Linked DNA regions of Homo sapiens: all the other regions are linked to region 1. Evidence: chromatin contacts called from ENCODE Hi-C or POLR2A ChIA-PET data. All regions are on one chromosome and are shown on one strand. The core of a region is the stretch at or near the end of the contact, and the rest is flanking DNA. Distances in the headings are between cores, read along the strand shown. Region 1 holds the start of ERN1 (endoplasmic reticulum to nucleus signaling 1). Region 2 holds the start of MILR1 (mast cell immunoglobulin like receptor 1). Region 3 holds the start of CCDC47 (coiled-coil domain containing 47).

Region 1 (4,310 bases), core at 1,536-4,035:
TGGTTTAAAGGGAAGTGAAAATAAGATTTTCTCCCACCTCCCCATAGTCAGATCCTGCTGTACTTCTTTGTTGAATCTGATGTATATATGTTTCTTACACTGGTGGAAAAGAGGCCTTATCTTTACACTAAGACCATGACCTTTGCTTTATTCAGTGGATGTTATTTAATGTGACTTGCAGAAAGGTCATTTACTGCCCATTTGCAGGTCTTTTATATGGTCAGGTCCACTTCAAAGGCACCCTACAAAATATTCCATTTCTGTTTGTGTTTATCAGTGCTATCAGCTTTTACTTTATCATAAGCAAAAAGCTGCCTAAAGAAGTACTTGACTGTAGAGCAAGATTATGGGCAATGCCACCATAAATAAAACCAGTGCTTATCTGTCTGGATTGCCAATCAAGTGAAGAAGTGCATGAAGCATGTGGACGATGCATAAGAAATTCAGAGAATGGGGCCGGGCACAGTGGCTCACGCCTGTAATCCCAGCACTTTAGGAGGCGGAGGTGGGCAGATCACGAGGTCAGGAGTTCGAGACCAGCCTGGCCAACATGGTGAAACCCCGTCTCTATAAAAATACAAAAATTAGCCAGGCGTGGTGGCAGGCACCTGTAATCCCAGCTACTCGGGAGTCTCAGGCAGGAGAATCGCTTGAAACCGAAAAGGCAGAGGTTGCAGTGAGCCACGATCGTGCCACTGCACTCTAGCCTGGGCAAAAGAGTGAAACTCTGTCTCAAAAAAAAAAAAAAAAGAAAGAAATTCAGAGAACATGTAACAGTGCAATTAAGCCCTGGGGATTTGGTCCAACTGAGTGTAAGATAAATAATACCTAACTGTCCAGGCTTCTTGGAACAGATTTTTTTTCTTTCTACGATCTTTAAAACTGATTTATGAGTGAAATTGAGGTCAGCATTCCCCTTTGTGTTTCATCTGCTGATGTTACAGGGTCACAGTGACATTTTGAATTGTAAAAGGGCTGCCAGAGTTCCAGTACAGCAAATTTTCCCCTCCTAGACTTACTCTGTTTGAGAAAAAGCACCAGAGGGGGGGATGTGAAAGTGACATTTTTCAGTCAAGCTTCTCTTTTAAGTCAAGTATACAGGGTCTAACAGATGCTGTTGTCAGCTGGCAAACTGGACAGGTAATCACTAAAGAGGTCCTCCCAAGCCAGGTGTCGTGGGGCACACCTGAAGTCCCAGCTACTGGGGAGGATCTCTTGAGCCCAGGAGTTTGAGAGCAGCCTGGGCAACACCGTGAGACCTCATCTCTAAAAAGAAAAGATAAAAGGTCAAGAAATAAAGAGCTCCTCCCAGTTTCAGGGCTGTAGGCCTCCCTGGAAGCCCGGCTATACTGCTCAGGAGTGCTGGGCCTCTCAGTACATCTCTCTGCCAATCCCAAACCTCTGTTTGCATTTAGACATTCAGGTAACACTTTTCAAAATGTCTCTACTGTTTTCACAGTTGCCAAGATTCTTCCCACTCTTACAGAGATGTGTTGGAGTCTCCAGCATGCGGTAGGACTTAGTCCCTTCACTGTAATCCAGGCCTAGGGGGTTAGGAATGGGGAGCTCTATTTGCAGGATTTGGGCTTACTGTCATTTTGGTCTGTTTTAGTTGGATAAGATTGACCACAATGCACACAGACTGGACATTTGGCCAGTCCCCCACTACTACTTTGTTGTTTTGTCTAGGAGTGCTTATTCTTTTCCTTCAAACCTGAAAAATCTTAGGCTCTCATATAAGCAAGTCAGGAAAAATTAGAGAATTTCATAGCCGTTTTCTTTTTCTCCTAGGATAAGTTAGATACCTTTCCCTGGGCTCCAAATCTCAGTTTACTGTCTTTCCTTGCAAAAGACGTGTCCTCCCTACCCATGTCCCTCTCAGTGGAGGCCAGTGCCAGTGACCAAACAGCTGCCGAGCTCTTTAACTCTAATTAGTACTCCACACCCTCACATAGACCTTGCAGGAGGCCTCAACCCACCCACTCCCTCCAACGAGTTGTGACGCAGACCATCTCAAACTTCACATCCACACGTGTCACATCAACGCACGTGACACAAGTGGCCGAAATGGTTTCCTCCTTATAATTTTTGGTGAGTGACTTGGCCGTGGTTCATTCCAAGCGGAAGTGATGGCTGGTGGATATGACTTGAGGGGAATTCCTGAGGGCAAGGAAAAGGAAGAAAGGGGCCCCAGAGAAGACGAGGCACAGCTGGAGAACCCTAGGGCTGTGAACACTGCGACTGCCGCGCGGGGCAGCTGCGCCGTGTTTGCTGGAAGCCTCCGGTAGCTGCTGAAACCTTCGCTCCGGAGGTCGCCTCGGTAAACCTTGCGGATGATTCCACCACGGCGGAAAGACGAAAAGGAGGCTTCTAGGCACCCGGGACCGCCCGTGTCCCGCCCTTTTCCCCGATGAAGTCTGACGCGGCAGGTCCCTCGGCAGGGTTAATGGGACGGCCTGGTGGGGCATTGCCGGTCTTTCCCAGCCACAGACAAGCTTCGCGCCTCGATCCCCCAGCGCCCCCAGACGCTGGATGCCGAGGCCTGGTCCTTTACAGCCGCCGACGCCTCATGAGCGAAGCCAGCCAGATGCCAGCACCGCCTTCGGCCCCGCCCCGAGCCAGCCCCTCCCACATCCCCGCCCGGGGCACGCCCTCGGCCCGCCCCCATCTCCGCCCCGAACACGCCCCTAGATTGGCCCCGCCCCGTCCCCGCCCGCAACTCCGCCCCGACCGGAAGAAGCCGCGGCACCCAGCGCTTATAGGGCCGGGAATGGGGGTGCCGCCGCTGCCTAGTCAGTTCTGCGTCCGCTGAGGCTCGGTCACCGCCTCGCTGTCGTCGCGGCGCCCCCGCCCCGTCCTCTGTCCGTACCGCCCCCGGAGCCAGGGCCGAGTCCTCGCCATGCCGGCCCGGCGGCTGCTGCTGCTGCTGACGCTGCTGCTGCCCGGCCTCGGGGTGAGTGACCGGGGAGCGTGGGGTGGAGGACAGCTCGCGACGGCCGGGTCGGGGCCGGGGCAGCGTCGCGGCGCCGGGGCTGGAGTCCGAGCTGGGAGCGCGACGGCGGCGGCCAGATGCCCCGTGAGCCCAGCCGTGGGAGGCTCGGGCCGGGCGTAGGAGGCGGCACCGGGCCGGGAGAGCTTCCCTGACGGGAGTCGCGGCCCCACCGAGGCGTCGGCCGCCCGAAGAGCCTCCCAAGCCAGCGCGGCTGTCACGGGCAGCGGCTCCCCGGACCCCGCGGGCTCGGGCGCAACTTCGTGGCGTCCTGCACGGCACTTGGGGGTCCCAGAAGGCCCCGGCCTGAGGAGGCCGCCCACCTGCGGGACCCTCCTCCTCGCGGGCGGGCGCCGGCGCTGCCTGGCGGGGGCCGCGGAGGAGCCGAAAGGGCGTTGGGATCCAGGGGAAGGGTCTGTCCTGCGCTTCGAATCCTTGTTTGAACTTTTTAAAAATTCGAAAACTTTGGGGAACGAATGCAACAGGGAGTAAGGACTCTCACCCGAGAGCTGGCTTCTGCCACTTGCCCTGCCGGTTTCTTGGTACTGGGAGGCTGCAGGCTTCCTTCTGTGCACCGAGACTTCCTTGAGCAAGTGGAGCTGTGGGAATTGCACTCTTGGAAGATCCCGCATGGGTTCGAGGTGAGGCCGCTTCAGAACCTCAAATGAAAGACTGTCTCCTCGTGGGAGAGCACCTGGGGCCATCAGAAATGTCTTTTCATCTTTTTCTGGAGGAGACGAATGATAGGGCCTGGTTTACATTCATTTAACTCTTTATGACCTTCACTCAGCTGTGGATTTGGGGGCACTTTGTGGGAGACTTGGCTTTTTTTTTTCTTCTGGTTGGAAGAACCTAAATTAGCGAATGTTTTTCACAAAATGTATTGTTCAGGATGTGAGCGTGGCAAATTTGTCCGTGTTCTGTTTAATGACCTCTTTAAAGGTACTGTGTACTCTTTAATAGGGATATCATGTACCAGGTGTCCCAGTAGAGCACTGACATGTGTGTGCCTGAGTGCCAGCCACCGTGTGAACTCTTTGGAGGTTTTGCATTTTAGGTAAATAACTGTCTGTACTCTTGGAGTAACAAGAATTTGGAAACAGGAGAAGTAAATAAATAAGGTTGCCTTTTTCAAATTCAGGGTTTTTTTTTTTAAATAAAGGAAAATTTGTAGACTCTTTATAATAGAACTTGTGGAAGTTAAGTTTTTCTTTCAAATAAAAACCCCACTTTTACAACTAAGGTCAGGTTTTGAACTTGAGCACCTCACCTTGGATTGGTAACTACTGCCTGGCATCTGTTCACAAACGAAGGTATAAGC
Region 2 (4,476 bases), core at 1,047-3,546, 320 kb before region 1:
CCAGCAATTTGGGAGGCTGAGGCAGGCAGATCTCTTGAGTCCAGGAGTTCGAGACCAGCCTGGGCAAATGGTGAAACCCTGTCTCTACTAAAAATACAAAAATTAGCTGGGCATGATGGTGCGTACCTGTATGGCACTACTCAGGAGGCTGAGGTGGGAGGATCAATTGAGCTTGGAAGGTCGAGGCTGCGGAAAGCTAAGATCGCACCACTGCACTCCAGCCTGGGCGACAGAGCAGAGACTCTGTCTCAAAGAAAGAAAGAAAAAAAAAAACCCTAAATAAAATTTAAAAGTAAAAGTGATTATATCCACCACTGGGGAGTGGGTGGGGAAACTCACCCACCGTTGGTGACTGATAGGATACGATCAGCCTTGTTGGGAGGGCAACTTAGCAGGGTCTGTAACAATTTAAATGTGTATGCCCTATGACCTTGCAATTTCAATTCTAGAATTTCATTCTACAGAGATGCTTTCAAGCTCTCATGCATCCACAAAGGACGTTGTGTACAAGGATGTTTATTGTAGCATTGTTTATATTGCCCCCAAAAAGCAGGGCAATAAATAAGGATGGTTAAACGAATCATGGCTGAGTCTTAAAATACCATGCAGCTGTTGAAAAAGAGGAGCTAAGGCTGGTGTGGTAGCTCATGCCTGTAACCCCAGCACTTTGGGAGGCAGAGGCAGGAGGATCACGAGGTCAAGAGTTCAAGAACAGCCTGGCCAACATGATGACACCCCGTCTCTACCAAAAAACAATACAAAAATTACCCAGGCATGGTGGCACGTGCCTGTAATCCCAGCTACTCGGGAGGCTGAGGCAGGAGGATCCCTTGAACCCAGGAGGCGGAGGTTGCAGTGAGCCGAGATTGTGCCACTGTACTCCAGCCTGGGCAACAAGAGTGAAACTCTGTCTCAAAAACAAACAAACAAAAAAAGATAACGAATATAAAGTGACTGTTGATAACGGCTGCTTCTGGATAGGAAGGGGAGAAGAATTGGAGGAGGATTGTAACAGAACTTTTACATTTTATACAGTAACAACCACCACCTTGGCTATCACTTACGGATGGTTTACCATATGCCTGGCACTGTGACGAGGAGCAGGGATTGTCTCATTTGATCTGCACACTAGCCTACCAGGTAGGTGCTTTTATTAGCCCACTTCACAGATGAAATAAATTACAGTGTCTCACGCCTGTAATCCCAGCACTTTGGGAGGCCAAGGTGGGCGGATCACGAGGTCAGGAGATCGAGACCATCCTGGCTAACGATGTGAAACCCCGTCTCTACAAAAAATACAAAACATTAGCCAGGCTTGGTGGCACACGCCTGTAGTCCCAGCTACTCGGGAGGCTGAGGCAGGAGAATCACTTGAACCTGGGAGGCAGAGGTTGCAGTGAGCCGAGATTGCACCACTGACTCCAGCCTGGGCGACAGACTGAGACTCCATCTCAAAAAAAAAAAGAAAGAAAGAAAGAAAGAAAGAAATTAAGGTCAAACTGGGTATGTCATGAGCTCAGGCTGCTGGCTAGTAACTAGTAGAACCAGAGGTTAGACCACTTCCCAATGTATATTTCTAGTGTTGCTTGAATTATTTCACAATAATTCTGTGGGTTTTTTTATTTTGTTTTATTTTTTTAAGAAACGAGGTATCACTATGTTGTTCAGGCTGGTCTCAAACTCCTGAGCTCAAGCAATCCTACCCCATTAGCCTTCCAAAGTGCTGCGATTACAGGCCGGAGGCACCACACCCAGCCTGTGTGTTGGCTTTCTAGTTAAAACACAACAACCATAAAACAACAATAACAAGGAAAGTTAGAAAACTTTCATTGTGAAAACAAATTTCATTATTTTTCTCACTGAGTCTCAGAAAAAAATGCTGCAATCCCCTCCCTAAAATCATTTTATTTTAAATGATAGATAATTGAAAAGACTGTTCTTTGGTTGTTCATAAAAGCTCAGAAACACTTTTGAATGGACGCTTATGTTGCAATCAGACTGTCTCACCACTTCAGTGAAAATGGTTTCAATAAGAAAGAAGTAAATGAAACTTACCATTTGTTTTCATTGCCTCACAATCCAATACAGCTTTTCTACCTGAAACAGAAAAGGAACACGATAAAGCTCACTTTCCACATGACACGTTGGCTTGGAGGTTCGAGCCTCAGAATGATAAGGGGGGCTTACAAGTGACAGAAGAAAATATGCTCCAGAAGAGGAGCCTGTTCAAATGGCTCCACATTCTCCCAGTTGAAGTCCAAGACGGGGTCAGAAGGCATAGTAGAACCACAGTGGTGAGTAACTCGGAGAACTTCCTCTTTTTCTTAGCCAAGTTAAGGAAATCAGAGGGTTTGGATGAGGTTTGCATAATACTGGTTTGTTCGACCAATCTGTCTTCCTCTGTGAGTTCCTGTAAGAAGAGAGATATTTGGTAGATTGCCACTCCCCCGCCCCCCCCACCCCCCCACACCCCCACATCGTCCCATGCTGGCTGGGAAAGAGAAGAGGTAAATCTGACTGTTACATTGTCTATGTAAACCCATCTGATCTCCTTGCTCTGGACTCAGTCTATGCCAAAAGGAGTTTGGTGGAAGTTTGATTTAGTCTTTGGAAGCAAACCGACTGTCTTAAGCAGATACATACAAATATTGTATCAAAAATGCCTGCTTTTTTTTTTTGAGACTGGCCTCACTCTGTCACCCAGGTTGGAGTGGAGTGCTGTGATCATAGCTCATTGCAGCCTCAAACTCCTGGGCTCAAGTGCTCGTCCCACCTCAGGCTCCTGAGTAGCTGGGACCACAGGTGTGCACCATCAGGACTGGCTAATTATTTTTATTTGTAAAGACAGGGGTCTAGTTGCCCAGGCTGGTGTTAAACTCCTGAGCTCAAGTGATCCTCCCGCCTCAGCCTCCCAAAGTGCTGGGATTACAGGTGTGAGCTACTGTGCCTGGCCAAAAATGCCTGCTTTTGTTAAACGTTGATTCCTAGACCCCACTCCAGACTTACTGGGTTTCAAGTCCAGGACGCTGATTTTTTTTTTTTTAAACAAGGGCCCTGAGCAATTCTTACGCACAGTGAAGGCTGAGAAATATCTGTACAAGGTGCTGCTGCCTCAGTGATTTCTGAATCAAGGGAGCCTTGGGGACTTGATATTACGGCAAGCCCTCCAGTGCCAGGAGATCTGAAGTAGGAGTTACCTTAGATCAGCCTTTGAAATAGAACGTGCAGGCTGGGTGCGGTGGCTCATGCCTGTAATCCTAGCACTTCGGAAGGCTGAGGCAGGCGGATCACCCGAGGTCAGGAGTTTGACACCAGCCTGGCCAACACAGCGAAATCCCATCACTAGTAAAAATACAAAAAACTTAACTGGGTGTGGTGATGCGTGCCTATAATTCCAGCTACTTGAGGGGCTGAGGCAGAAGAATCGTTTGAACCCGGGAGGTGGAGGTTGCAGTGAGCCAAGATTGCACCACTGCACTCCAGCCTGGGTGATAGAGCAAAACTCTGTCTCAAAAAAAAAAAAAAAAAGTCAGTTGAAATAGAATGTGCAGAGCCACTTCTTGATGGAGTGGAGATCACCAAAAGGATAGAAAGGTATGACTATAGGGCTAGGTGGGCAAGACAGCTGGTTGACACTTGCAAGAATTGACAGGTCCACCAAGAGAGGAAGCAAGGAGTTGAATGGCTGGGGCAGCCTTGAGCTGGGACATTCATCTCTGTACCTTAGGTCCCAAGATGTAACCAAATCCTTCCTTATTGACTCAGCGTCACCTAGCTAGCATCCTCTAGCTAGGAGGTTTGATACTGAATCTTGCTCTGTCTCCCAAGCTAGAGCACAGTGGCACCATCTTGGCTCACTGCAATCTCCACTTACCAGAATCAAACTATCTTTCCACCTCAGCCTCTCTAGTAGCTGGGACCACAGGCACAAACCACCATACACTACTAGGTTTTTAACTTTTTTATAGAGATGAAGTCTCACTATATTGCCCAGGCTGGTTTTGAACTCCTGGGCTCAAGCGATTCTCCTGCGTGTGGCCTCCAAAAGTGCTAGGATTACAAGCATGAACCACCATGCCCCACCCTTACTACAACAACTTTACAGCACTTTATAAAAGTTTGGATGGGTGAACTGTCAGATACATGTGCAAAATTCCATCAACTTTTTCTTTTCTTCACGTCTGCAATGTTTTTCATCAGCATCCTGTCACTTTTTGGCTACCACTGCTGGCCAGCTGGAAAAGAACAGACAACCATAGAATCATTCCCCGCACCCACATTTTCTTTCTCTCTCTTTTTTTTTTTTTTTTTTTGAGATGGAGTCTCGCTCTGTTGCCCAGGCTGGAGTGCAGTGGCGCTATCTCGGCTCACTGAAACCTCCACCTCCTGGGTTCAAGGGATTCTCCTGCCTCACCCTCCCAAGTAACTGGGATTACAGGTACGTGCCACCACACCTGGCTAAATTGTGTATTTTTA
Region 3 (4,861 bases), core at 1,090-3,589, 360 kb after region 1:
TTCTCCTGTCAGCTTAAAGCAACTAAGAGCTGATTATATGACTATCAATGTAACAAAACAAATTTAAATAACTGCACTCCTCTCTTATATTAAATTGTTACAATATAAATCAGATATTATCATTCCTCTGATCGAAACCCTCAGATCCTTCCTAAGTAACAGCCTAAAAGGCTTTGGTTGTTCCGCTCACTCCCTTCCCCCAATTCTTCCCTGACCTTATCTCCTAATACTCCCTCAGCTCACAGTGCTCCAAACGCGTTGGTCTTCACACTCTTAACGGGCCAGCTTTGTCCTCCTCAAGGCTTTTATGTTTGTTATTCTCTAGCTTGGAACGTTCCTTTCCCCAGATAAACGTAGGCTCTCACTCCACCTTCTAGTCCGCTTAAATATCAGCTTGTCTGTATGGACTTCCCTGACCACTTTATTGCAAATTCCAACACCACCACCTCCCCAACCCCCTTTCCAGCTTTCTTTTCCCTAAGATACTGATCATCTTCTAACATTCAGTATAATATATGTATCTGTTTGCCTCTCCTCCCGCTACTAGAAAGTTAAGTTCCCCAAAGGCAGGGGTCTAACACCTATCCCTATCACCTAGAACGGCGCTAGAGAATAGGCACCAATAAAAATACCCCTTGAATGAACGAATTGCACATTAGGCTACACAATGCTTCTTCCAGGTACAGGAAGATATATTTTCTTTTCCCAGCTGTCAAAATATAAACATTAATTTTTGTACGAAACACTCATTGCTCACCTCTTATGTGCCAGAAATGAGCTTGGCTCTGCAAAGCGCCTTAAGACATAGTCCCTGCGCTTGAGGAAGTCCTGGGTGTGTATACGAGAGAGGACAGACATAGAAACATCATTGACAAAAAGAAAACACAGGGAAGCCACAAGAAATTGGATAACTGCCTATAGGAGTGGGGGCAAGAGGGAAATTCTCAGTGATGAGAATGTAATTCCCCAAAACTCTCGACAGCTTCTCCTGTTTTTGATGCATATGTTTGCAATTCCATGTAAATTATTTATTCACATCAGATACGCTCTCAAGTAGGCCGCAAAAAAGTTTGTGTGACTACAGTGATGCTAATAATCGACCTACTCAACGCTGCACAAAGATCATCGCCTATATCTTTTCACTCCTCTCATTTGGCAGCTTTTGCCTCTCAGGACCCCAAATTCGGAGGCCTGCATCTCCCAAGCGCTGCCTCCTTGGGTCAGAATTCTCCCCGCGCTATTCCTGCCCTGGAGCCGGGCACCCTGCAAATCCTTTTCCTAGGCGAGGGGGCGCCGCCTCCGGAAAGCCGCCAACTGGGCCTCGGTAAGACTTGTGAGGGAAGCGGGAGCTGTGGGAGGGCGACGCGGCTAGGAAGGAACCCTAGAGGCCTCAGCCCCCACTCCCACCCCTTCCCGGCACCCCGGCCGCCGGTGCCCCGAGGCTCTGCCGACTCTTTGTTAAGCGAGGCCGCGGTTCCTCCGCCCTCGCTAGGCCCAGCAGTTGCCTCCAGTGCCCCCAAGGACTGGCGGCCTTGCGTCCAGAAACCCCACGCACAAACCTGCTGCTATGGCTGCAGCGGCAGCTGCTACAACCGCGGGCGCGGAGCGAATCCCGGAGCCCAAAGTACGCGCTGTCCCGGCCCGGTCCCGCCGCGCTCCTTCCTCTCCGCCCCCTTCGCCGCCGCCGCCGCCACCACCACCACCGCCGCCGCCACCGCCACCACCGCCACCGCCTCACGGCCCGTTGCTGAAGGGGGGAGGGGAACAAAAACGCGACATGCGCAGTGAGGAACGCGCGGGCAGAAGGGCGGGGCCGGGGCTACGGCTCCCGGAAGGCGCCTGACCTTAAAGCTCCAGAACGCCTCACAGGCTCCTCAGATACTCTGACGGGAAACTGCAGTTGGGTGGACAGTGTTCATGACCCATCTAGAAAGTGGGTCTGCGAATGAAGAAAAAGTGGCGTCAAGGGGCTAGCCAAAAATCCCAAGAGAAAACGGGTTGGACAGAAACCATATTTACATGAACATGCCTATAGTTTAAACTGTTGCATATACTACTAGAGCGACACTCTTGCCTCTGGCCACGTGGTCCCACACAGCATGGCCACCTTTAGCTTCCGGAGCACCGGTTCCGTGTGACGTCAACTTGACGGAATCCTAGGTAGGAGGATTGGGATAGGCGAGGGCAGTTCCGGCCCAGGGGCGGGGATTATGTAATTTTCCCAAAAGCCCCACCTCGCCTCAGCCGGGCGGGAGAGAGGGAGGTCTCGCGCTTTCCCCGGGGTTGCGTCCCGCCCCGCAGGCTGCGCGCAGGCGCTGACGAGCCGCTCGCATTCTACGTAACGGACGGCGGAGGCTACGTGAAGAGAGGCGCGGCGTGACTGAGCTACGGTTCTGGCTGCGTCCTAGAGGCATCCGGGGCAGTAAAACCGCTGCGATCGCGGAGGCGGCGGCCAGGCCGAGAGGCAGGCCGGGCAGGGGTGTCGGACGCAGGGCGCTGGGCCGGGTTTCGGCTTCGGCCACAGGTAAGGAGCGGGCCAGGACGCGCTCGTCGGCGTGGCCGGGCCAGGCCGAGCGGTGACTCCGAGTTGCTTGGCCTGTAGCCCGGTCCGGTTGAGATAATTGTAATGGTTTGGGGGAACTTTCCCACGGAGCTGTGAGCAAATGATAGCCAAAAGGGCAGAGTTAGAGGAAATGTACAGTGTGTGCCGGAGGATGACATTAGGATGTATTGATTCTCTTGGGTGGGGAGAAACTAGGCAAAGGGGTTTAATAGAAGCAAAAACCTCTGTGGCCAGTCTCTTCTGGAGGTTTCTAAAATGAAACGTGTTTGTATCCAACACATATAAAGAGACAGAGGAAAGTCTGCATGATTTCCAGAATACTCGTTTTGGCCGTTGTCAGGAAGACCTAATCTAAAATGACAACAAGGAATGATGGCCTCACTCAGTCCTCTTTCCTCAAGTCTAGACTCAGTCGCTGAGGAACTATTGGATGAGCTTGCAGAAAATAATCAAACCAGACTTGTTAGCGCTTGTGTGAATTTTCCTTGGTCCTGTGTTGCTTGCTTCAGGAGTCATAGAGGCTGGGTGGTCTGGCAAGGACTTGTGCATTTGAGAACTGACAGGTGCAGCGGAGACTTCTAAGAGGGAAAACCAAGGTAAAAATGGCTTGGATGATTGTAACCTAAATAACCTTGAAGGATCTCCATTATAGTGCTGAGTTATCTCAGAAGTGTTTCTATGGTGTGAATATTCTAATTGGAAATTCAATTTGAAATGATCGGATCTTTTGGCAGGCTGTTAATCGAGTTGACTGTTCCGGTGTTAACTTTTAGTTGCTTCTATATGAAAAAAAAGTTTTAAGAGTAGGATTTGAAAAGGAGGCTGGGCGCGGTGGCCCACGTCTGTAATCCCAGCACTTTGGGAGGCCGAGACGGGTGGATCACGAGGTCAGGAGATCGAGACCATCCTGGCTAACACAGTGAAACCCCGTCTCTACTAAAAATACAAAAAATTAGCCCTGCGTGGTGGCGAGCGCCTGTAGTCCCAGCTACTTGGGAGGCTGAGGCAGAAGAATGGCGTGAACCCGGGAGGCGGAGCTTGCAGTGAGCCGAGATCGTGCCACTGCACTCCAGCCTGGGTGACAGAGTCAGACTCCGTCTCAAAAAAAAAAAAAAAAAAAAACCCTTGGTACATATCTCCCGTAATACCCACTGCAGCCCTAAGAGGCAAGTAGCAAATGGTATCCCTTTTTTGTATGTGGAGAACAGGGAATTTTAAGTAATTAGGCTAAGGTCATATTGCTGGTAAATGGTAGAGCTGACATTTTATTTTATTATTTATCTATTTTTTTGAGACAGAGTCTCACCCTGTTGCCCAGGCTGGAGTGCAGTGGCGCAATCTTGGCTCACTACAACCTCCATCTCTCGGGTTCAAGCGATTCTCCTGCCTCAGCGTCCCGAGTAGCTGGGATTACAGGTGCCTGCCACCACGCCCGGCTAATTTTTGTATTTTTAGTAGAGGTGGGGTTTCACTATTTTGGCCAAGCTGGTCTCGAACTCCTGACCTCAAATGATCCACCCACCTCGGCCTCCCAAAGTGCTGAGATTACAGACGTGGACCACCACGCCTGGCCTAGAGCTGACATTTTAAACCAAGTCTAATTTCACCAAAGTATGTGCTGTTTTCTATATTTCTTCCACTTTTGACCAAATATCACAACATGAGAACTAGAGGGAAAGCCTAGAAAAACTAGAAGAGAAACTTTAACAGGTAGTAATTTAGAGGACTGAAGACCCTTAGGCCTAGTGGAAGTGGAAAATATACATTCCAGAGTTTAAAAACACTCATTAGTAACTAAAGATGGTTAAAGGAAGCTAGGGATGTTTAGAGACACATCCCATACCTCTTTGAGGCTGGCATTGACAAAGTGGCATGCTTTCCCATAGATTGTCCCTTGATACTAACCTGAAGGATCAACTAGTATAAAAAGAATGTTTAGTTCTCCCTTGATATGTATGGGGGATTGGTTCCAGGACCCCTTGAGAATACCAAAATCCATGGATACTCAAGTCCCTTATATAAAATGGTGTAGTATTTACGTATAACCTATGCACCTCCTACCATATACTTATATATGTATATGTATATACACTATATAATTATCTCTAGATTACTTATAATACCTAATTTAATTGTATTTTTTTTTAACTGTTCTTGCCTCCAAATCTGTTCCATCTGTGGTTGGTTGAATCCACAGATGTGGAACCCATGGGTAGGGCCTACTGTACCGTTGGCCTATCCTTTATGGCATTTCTCAAAATCATTTGTACCTTTCAAATTTTATGAACTTTAATTCTA

Evidence for each region. Hi-C counts contacts between places; a loop is a spot of excess contacts on that map. ChIA-PET counts read pairs that join two places held with the same protein, here RNA polymerase II (POLR2A). Pooled maps may share reads with other maps.
Region 2: a pooled map shows a loop between it and region 1 (2.5-fold over the local background). The contact joins the promoter of MILR1 here to the promoter of ERN1 in region 1. A Hi-C loop is called at or near these places in 2 of 50 pooled maps. POLR2A ChIA-PET finds 5 or more read pairs at or near these places in 9 of 52 experiments (A673, CD4-positive, alpha-beta memory T cell, GM10248 and 5 more).
Region 3: a loop to region 1 is called in a map with no recorded cell type, with 15 times the contacts of the local background. The contact joins the promoter of CCDC47 here to the promoter of ERN1 in region 1. A Hi-C loop is called at or near these places in 8 of 37 single-sample maps with no recorded cell type and 14 of 50 pooled maps. POLR2A ChIA-PET finds 5 or more read pairs at or near these places in 3 of 52 experiments (GM12878, HEK293T and activated CD4-positive, alpha-beta T cell).

Annotation. Positions count from the first base shown.
Region 1 is chr17:64,128,619-64,132,928 of GRCh38, reverse strand. It overlaps ERN1 (endoplasmic reticulum to nucleus signaling 1), which reads left to right and starts at 2,785. Exons shown (of 22, transcript NM_001433.5): 1 at 2,785-2,953. The coding sequence starts at 2,900. RefSeq lists enhancers at 921-980, 1,885-1,934, 1,985-2,184 and silencers at 2,605-2,734, 2,825-3,274.
Region 2 is chr17:64,446,935-64,451,410 of GRCh38, reverse strand. It overlaps MILR1 (mast cell immunoglobulin like receptor 1), which reads right to left and starts at 2,296. Exons shown (of 10, transcript NM_001085423.2): 1 at 2,188-2,296; 2 at 2,056-2,097. The coding sequence starts at 2,242. RefSeq lists a silencer at 2,384-2,433.
Region 3 is chr17:63,771,075-63,775,935 of GRCh38, reverse strand. It overlaps CCDC47 (coiled-coil domain containing 47), which reads left to right and starts at 2,339. Exons shown (of 13, transcript NM_020198.3): 1 at 2,339-2,524. It overlaps DDX42 (DEAD-box helicase 42), which reads right to left and starts at 1,766. Exons shown (of 18, transcript NM_203499.3): 1 at 1,560-1,766. RefSeq lists a silencer at 1,438-1,727 and enhancers at 1,858-2,167, 1,880-2,464.